Linked DNA regions of Homo sapiens: region 2 is linked to region 1. Evidence: chromatin contacts called from ENCODE Hi-C or POLR2A ChIA-PET data. All regions are on one chromosome and are shown on one strand. Each heading gives the region's core, a stretch centred on a gene start or an enhancer-like site at or near the end of the contact. The rest is flanking DNA. Distances are from core to core; before and after follow the strand shown. Region 1 overlaps POLA2 (DNA polymerase alpha 2, accessory subunit). Region 2 holds the start of FRMD8 (FERM domain containing 8).

The links. A loop is a pair of places that touch in the nucleus more often than their neighbours do. ChIA-PET counts read pairs that join two places held with the same protein, here RNA polymerase II (POLR2A). Pooled maps may share reads with other maps.
Region 2: a pooled map shows a loop between it and region 1 (1.9-fold over the local background). The contact joins the promoter of FRMD8 here to the enhancer-like site in region 1. A Hi-C loop is called at or near these places in 1 of 50 pooled maps. POLR2A ChIA-PET finds 5 or more read pairs at or near these places in 4 of 52 experiments (H1, PC-9, Panc1 and 1 more).

Annotation. Positions count from the first base shown.
Region 1 is chr11:65,289,654-65,292,997 of GRCh38, reverse strand. It overlaps POLA2 (DNA polymerase alpha 2, accessory subunit), which reads right to left. Exons shown (of 18, transcript NM_002689.4): 13 at 3,126-3,199. Among named protein-coding and RNA genes, the nearest start is that of CDC42EP2, 24 kb to the left of the region's middle. Within about 2 kb of position 2,082, at least 30 of the 41 ENCODE cell types and tissues checked have a DNase peak (open chromatin) inside an H3K27ac peak, as active enhancers do; they include PC-9, where a contact is called at or near this core.
Region 2 is chr11:65,384,264-65,388,101 of GRCh38, reverse strand. It overlaps FRMD8 (FERM domain containing 8), which reads right to left and starts at 1,465. Exons shown (of 11, transcript NM_031904.5): 1 at 1,341-1,465; 2 at 981-1,065. The coding sequence starts at 1,065. RefSeq lists a silencer at 1,079-1,658 and an enhancer at 1,161-1,749.

The DNA.
Region 1 (3,344 bases), core at 833-3,332:
CTATTTATTTTTCCCAGCCACACAAAAGAGGAAGAAAGCCCCGTTTCCTTGGTTCCCTTAAGATGACCTTGGCAGAGGGGCCGTTTATAAATCAAATAGGCATAAGGTATTACTTTGCGGGCATGTTTAAAATCCACCAATAGCTCTCACTTCCATCTCTGTCTCTTGCTTAAAACATGTGGACTTCTCAGGCATACATACACTTTCACATGTGATAAAGGTGCTGGTGACAGCTGTCACCCTTATCACTGTTTGTGGTGTCCTCTCAGAGTGTGAACTGAGATGTCTATAACAGAAAATCAGAATCCTGAGACCAAAGGTGTTTGCATATTCATTATTGTCCCTTTGACACTGAGAAGCTCACTAGGGTGATCCAGTCCACCATTTGGGTGCCAGGGTCTGGTAAACAGGCCACAGGGTAACTTGAATGGGACAATCTGTGCTCCACATCTCAAGGGCTTGACATCTGTGATAAACACAAAGGACTGAGGTGCAGCTGGCTGCTCTCAAGGGACAAAATTGCCCTGTTTCAGTGTAGGCTTTGGAAGGGCAATAGTTAAGGAGGAAATAGCCTTCCTGCTCATGGTTAGAAAGCGCCTATAGAAGGAGGGATCAGAAAAACATCCCAACTATGCTCAGCATTGCACAACCTCGTACGTCACAGCGGGAGGGTCCTCCAGCTGCTCCCGCAAACAGGACGAGAACCGCGGGCTCTGCTCGCTTTCTCTGAGGTGCTTTCTCACTGGCTCTTTTTCTTTTTCTGAGATGGAGTCTTGCTGTGTCGCCCAGGCTGGAGTGCAGTGGTGCGATCTCGGCTCATTGCAACCTCTACCTCCTGGGTTCAAGCAATTCTGCCTCAGCCTCCCGAGTAGCTGAGACTACAAGCACCCACCACCACATCTGGCTAATTTTTGTATTTTTAGTAGAGATGGGGTTTCGCCGTGTTGGCCAGGTTGGTCTTGAATTCCTGACCTCAAGTGATCTGCCCGCCTCAGTCTCCTAAAGTGCTGGGATTATAGGCGTGAGCCCCGTGCTTAGCCTGGCTCTGACTTTTACTAATGATGACTCAGCTTAATGCTCTGCATTTCTGACCTCTCAGGAATACAAAGAAATTCTCTGCCCAAGAACTGTTTATATACTGTTTCTAGAAGGGTGGGGCAGCTCCCCCTGCCCTGTGGCACACACTGGCCATAGATGAAAGTGCCTGGTGGTGCTGGGCTCTCATCCCCAGTGTGACAATGCCTCATCTGTGCTTTATTTCTATCACTGCTGTCAATACCACACGGGGTAAGGAACCAAAAACAGAACCCGACCTCAAACTGAAAGCACCCAGCCAGTGTTAGGGCACTACAACACAGTCCCTGCCTATCCCCAAGGGCTGACAAAAGAACACAGCCCTGCTCCTGTGTTTTGGGGGTCTATCTCCTGAGGAGTTCCAACCACTCTCCAGGCCTGATGAACTTGACCAGGATCACAGCAAATCTGGGGAAGAGGGAAGGCACCTGCATCACCTTCATCTGAGGGAGGCAGGGGAGGAAAGGGCAGAACCAGACATGGTTGTCACTGGCACAACCCAAGTCTCTGATTCTGGGGTGAGTTGGGGGATGTTCTTTATTCCAGCTGTGACATCTACCATCCTGGCCCACACTGCTGGTACAAGAAGGTAATGTTACAACTTATTGATTCTGGGATCAGTTCTCATGGCTAAAAGGCGGAAGGTTAGACATCTTATTTTAAAAACCACCTTTGTGACAGACTCGTTTTTAAATGCTTAGCCTCAGGAATATTTGTATTTTATTAGCTCAGCTACAAGCATGCAGATCTTGTGAGGAGATCTACCACCTATACCAACTTCTTTCAAACCCTGGCACTGGGGAAAAGGGACAGGAATGGAGGATGTCAGATTTCTGAATAACTTTCCACTTCCGGCTTTAGCCTCTTCCTGGAACAGTGACTTTCCTCTCAAATGAGAACTGCACAGCTCTCTCATCACTGCTGTAACCTCTCACAGTTCCTTCCGTTTGGTCTATGGCAAGGATTCAAGGCCCCACCCTCACTGAGAGTTTCTATCACCACCAGCTGTAGCCACTGGCAGCTTCCCACGCACCCTGGGGAAGCACTGACTTGGGAGGAACTTGGGCTTACCCAATACAATCACTTACACAACAAGATGTTTGGGGTCTCACAGGATTTCACTGCGTAAGTCATCAAACACTTCTCAAAACCATCCTGGGAAGATTCCCGTGGAATATTAGTTTATACAAAAGGGAGTGAGAAAAGGAACTAAGTATAGAAGAGAAAGAGCAACCAAAGAGTGAGAGCCGATGCAGCCTTGTCAAGTATGTTTATCTTTGTGTTTTACAGAGATGCCTCTTAACTTGCACTTGAAGTTCAAGGGTTCTAGCTGATCTCGGTAGTTCAAAAGGAAGGAAAGAATAGGAACTGCCATGATTTTTTTTTGGAAAAGGAGTTTTGTTCTTGTTGCCCAGGCTGGAGTGCAATGGTGTGGTCTCGGCTCACTGCAACATCTGCCTCCTGGGTTCAAGAGATTCTCCTGCCTCAGCCTCCGCAGTAGTTGGGATTACAGGCATGTGCCACCACGCCCAGCTAATTTTGTAATTTTAGTAGAGATAGGGTTTCACCATATTGATCAGGCTGGTCTTGAACTCCTGACCTCAGGTGATCCGCCTGCTTTGGCCTCCCAAAGTGCGTGAGCCACCACGCCCAGCTTTTTTTTTTTTTTTTTTTTGAGATGGAGTTGCGCTCTTTTTGCCTAGGCTGGAGTGCAACGGCACGATCTTGGCTCACTGCAACCTCTGCCTCCCAGGTTCAAGTGATTCTCCTGCCTCAGCCTCCCAAGTAGCTGGGATTACAGGTGCCCACCGCCACGCCTGGCTAATTCTGTATTTTTAGTACAGACAGAGTTTTACCATATTGGCCAGGCTGGTCTCAAACTCCTGACCTCAGGTGATGTGCCCGCCTCGGCCTCCCAAAGTGCTGGGATTACAGGTGTGATCCACTGAGCCTGGCCCTGCCACGACTTTTAAGCAGTTTCAGTTTCTTAATGGGAAGCTCTGGAGAAACCTAAGAAGCTTAAGGTTCTGTCCAGTATTTTGAAATCTGACCTTCTTGTGCCTTCAATAATTGTTCGTAGACACTGCTTGAAAATGTCTTCAAATGGACTTGTCAGTAGACAATTCTGCAAGAAAGGAAAGGAGACAGATTTAGACGGCAGATGTTTGGTGTTTATTCACTTGTTTAACATTGTTAGGTGACCCATAGAAGTCAGCTGTTGGGCTAGGAGCTGAAGGAGACGCAAAGATGAAAAAGACATGGTCTTTGTC
Region 2 (3,838 bases), core at 216-2,715, 96 kb before region 1:
ACCTCCGCCTCTCAGGTTCAAGTCATTCTCCTGCCTCAGCCTCCTGAGTAGCTGGGATTACAGGCATGTGCCACCACGCCCAGCTAATTTGCATTTTTAGTAGAGACAGGGGTTTCTCCATGTTGGTCAGGCTGCTCTTGGAATTCTCAACTTCAAGTGATCCACCCGCCTCGGCCTCCCAAAGTGCTGGGATTACAGGTGTGAGCTACTACGCCCAGCCTGATCCCTGCTTTCAAAAGGCTGTTTGGGAGAAAGAAAGGACACAGCCGGGTGTGGTGGCTCACGCCTGTAATCCCAGCACTTTGAGAGGCTGAGGCAGGCAGATCACGAGGTCAGGAGATCGAGACCATCCTGGCTAACACGATGAAACCCCGTCTCTACTAAAAATGCAAAAAATTAGCCAGGCGTGGTGGCGGGCGCCTGTAGTCCTAGCTACTCGGGAGGCTGAGGCAGGAGAATGGCGTGAACCCCGAAGGCGGGGCTTGCAGTGAGCTGAGATCGCACCACTGCACTCCAGCCTGGGCGACAGAGGGAGACTCTGTCAAAGAAAGAAAGAAAGGAAAGAAAGAAAAAAAGAAATGACACAAAGAAAGTGAACGTGTCACTTTCTTTTTTGTCTATGTTGCCCAGGCTGGTCTCGAACTCCTGGGCACATGTGGTCTGCCCACCTTGGCCTCCCAAAGTTCTGGGATTACAAGCATGAACCACATCAGCCTTCACTTTTCATTCATATAATCTCATTTGAATTTCACAGCTATGTTAAACAAGCTCATTTTACAAATGAGAGCGAGGACCCAACCTGGCCAGTAAACTAGTGACAGAGCCTCTGACTTCTGTGAGTTTTCCACATCTGAATGTACCTTATTATTTCTTAGTCGATACATAAATTATCTTTAATGAAAAAGAAGACAAGCCAGAGCTACTTCTCCAGGGCTGGGGTCCCAGGAGGGTGTGGAAGAGGAGATGCGGGTGGGACCCACCTCGGGCTCCCACGGAGGACACGCTGCTTCGGTGGGATCGCTCAGCGGGGCCGGGCTGCCCGGCACTGCCTTCTGTCCCGTCCATCTGCAAAGGCAAAGAGAAACAGCAGTTACCGGGAGCCAGGGATGGGGGGCTGGAGGTCTCCTCAAGCTCTCGGTGAGTACGGTAAGGGATCCCAGGCTGGGTCCGCAAGGTTGAGCGGCGCTGCCTGGAGGGGCCAAGAGTGCAGACCGGGCGCTGGTGGGAGGGGTGCGGGTTGCTACGGTCAAGAACCGGGGGTCGACCTGGATGCCCAGGCAGGGCAAGGCGCACGCCCAGCCGGGGACGGAGGCCCGGGCCAGACGTCGCTGTGCTCTCACCTCGCAGGGTCGCAGAGCCCGCCACCTGAGAGGCAAGGCTCCTGCCTGGAATCCTGCCCCGCCGCCAAGCCCGCCACCGCCCGCACTCGGGCTCCCGCTAAGGACGCAGCTGACCGGGAAGCGACGCGGAAGCCACGGCGGGAGGAAGCGCGGCGCCCGAGGCCCCGCCCCCTTCGACCCGGGGGAGCCAATGGGAGCCCAGGGCCGCCCCGCGCGGCCCGCGCATGCCCGGACGCCAGCCTCGCGTGTCTCATCACGCCCGTGGGGTGGCCGCGTCACGTACCAGCCCCGCCACCACCAGAGTGACCCAGAGCGAGTTTCCCTTCACAAAGGCCCCGACTGTTGGCCTGTAAGAGGGTTTGGCGAAGATTCGAGAATCAGGCTAGGGGCGTTGGCCTGCCCACGCTGGGTCTTCGGGCTAGTTCCCTGCCTGTGAAATGGACACTTCCTGGCACGTGCCAGGGATCCATGCGGCGCTGGCAGCGGCCTGTACCGTGGCGCTCTCGGCAGTGGTCAGGAGAATGAGTCCTGGCCCAGACTCATCCTGGACAAGTCCCTTCTCCTCTGGGCCTCAGTTTTCCTCATCTGTAAAATGAGGTGGTTGAACTGAATGACCCCCAAGGACTATCCCTACTCTCTAAATGATTATTAATATATGTCTATGTCGGCCGGGCGCGGTGGCTCACGCCTGTAATCCCAGCACTTTGGGAGGCCGAGGCGGGCGGATCACGAGGTCAGGAGATCCAGACCATCCTGGCTAACACGATGAAACCCCGTCTCTACTAAAAATACAAAAAATTAGCCGGGCGAGGTGGCGGGCGCCTGTAGTCCCAGCTACGCGGGAAGGCTGAGGCAGGAGAATGGTGTGAACCCCAGGGGGCGGAGCCTGCAGTGAGCCGAGATCACACCACTGCACTCTAGCCTGGGCGACGGCGAGACTCCGTCTGAAAAAAAAAAAAAATTTATATATATATGTCTAAATCAGAAAACCAGGACAGACACTCTGTTTTTCCAGGGAGCAGTGACATGAGCCCTTACTATCTTACACAACAGCCTGGGAGACCTTGAGGTTTTCCCAGGCTGGGAGGAGACTTGGGGCCCCAAAGAGGCAGGTGTGAAACCACCTACCCTCAGGGCCATGTCACTGACATGTCCTGGTAATGCAACATGTGTGCATCTGAGATGTGGAACTCAGGGAGAAAAATAAGTCCATGGGGCACCTTCTGGGGCCAGAGGAACCAGAAGTTGTCCCAAGTGACAGCAGTGGGCTTGGTGATCAGGAACAGAGGGCAGTGGGTTCACTTTGCCCTGGTTCCCTGGGATTGGAAAGCAGCTCTAGCTCCTGACCCAGTCCAGCCTTCTTTGGTATGTGAACCAGCTCTGCCTGCCCTCCTATGATCCACACTGCCCCACAGCTGAGCCCATGACATCACATTTGCCTTGCCAATGTGACTTAAGGACTTGAGGAAGCTCAGATGTGGGCTGCAGGGAAGGGTGTCCAGTGGGGGCAGGCATCTCCTTCCTGGTTCTCAGCTCTGGGACCCTCAGACCAGGACACACTGTATCTCCATGGCCTCTTGACCCAGCTGGAGTGAAGCAGGAGCAGAAGAGTTCAGTGTTGTTTTGAATGCTTACTGGATGCGGGGCTTGTGCTAGGTCAGGGGATGGAGACTGAGGGGAGACGTGGCCCTGCCCTCAGAAAGTGTCTGTTGTGGTTTAATTGGTGAGTTAAGGAAGAGGGGAAAGAGAAAGAAGCCCAGGAGAACAGCACATTTAAAACCACAGCACTTTGGGAGGCCGAGGCAGGAGGATCGCCTGAGGCCAGGAGTTCAAGACCAGCCTGGGGAACATAGTGAGACGCCATCTGTAAAAAACCCAAAAATTAGCCAGGTGTGGTGGCACACATCTGTGGTCCTAGCCATTCAGGAGCCTGAGGTGGGAGGATCGCTGGAGCCCAGGAGTGTGAGCTCACAGTGAGCTCTGATAGCGCCATCCTGCCACTGTATTCCAGCCTGGACAACAGTGAGACTCTGTCTCCAAAAAAATAAATAAAACCACAGAAGATGACAGCATTGCCTTAAGAACTATGAAATGCTACAGGCAGGAAAAGTCTCTGCTCACTTGCTGTGTGTGGGGCACTGGGCCAGGCCCTTTCCCCTGTTTCCTGTGTCATTCTCATGCGTCCTGAGAGTGGAAATAAGTATTAGCAGTTGCCATTTACGTGCCAGCCACTTTTTAAAGTGCTTTAATCCTTAGAACTCACTAAGAGGTGAGTATCACATCTCTGTTTTATGTCAAAGACTGACACCTGGGAGTGTCTGCGGTGGTGGTGGGGAGGCTAGAACCCGGGTCTAGTCAAGGAGGGGCACTGGGAGAGAGTCCGGGAGGCTGATGGTGGGGAAGGAAAGGCATTCCAGGTAGTGGGAACTGCACGAGCATGGTTAGGACCCCAGGAAAGACCCCCGCTGTGTGAGAGCATAGCAGGTGGGTGGCACCAT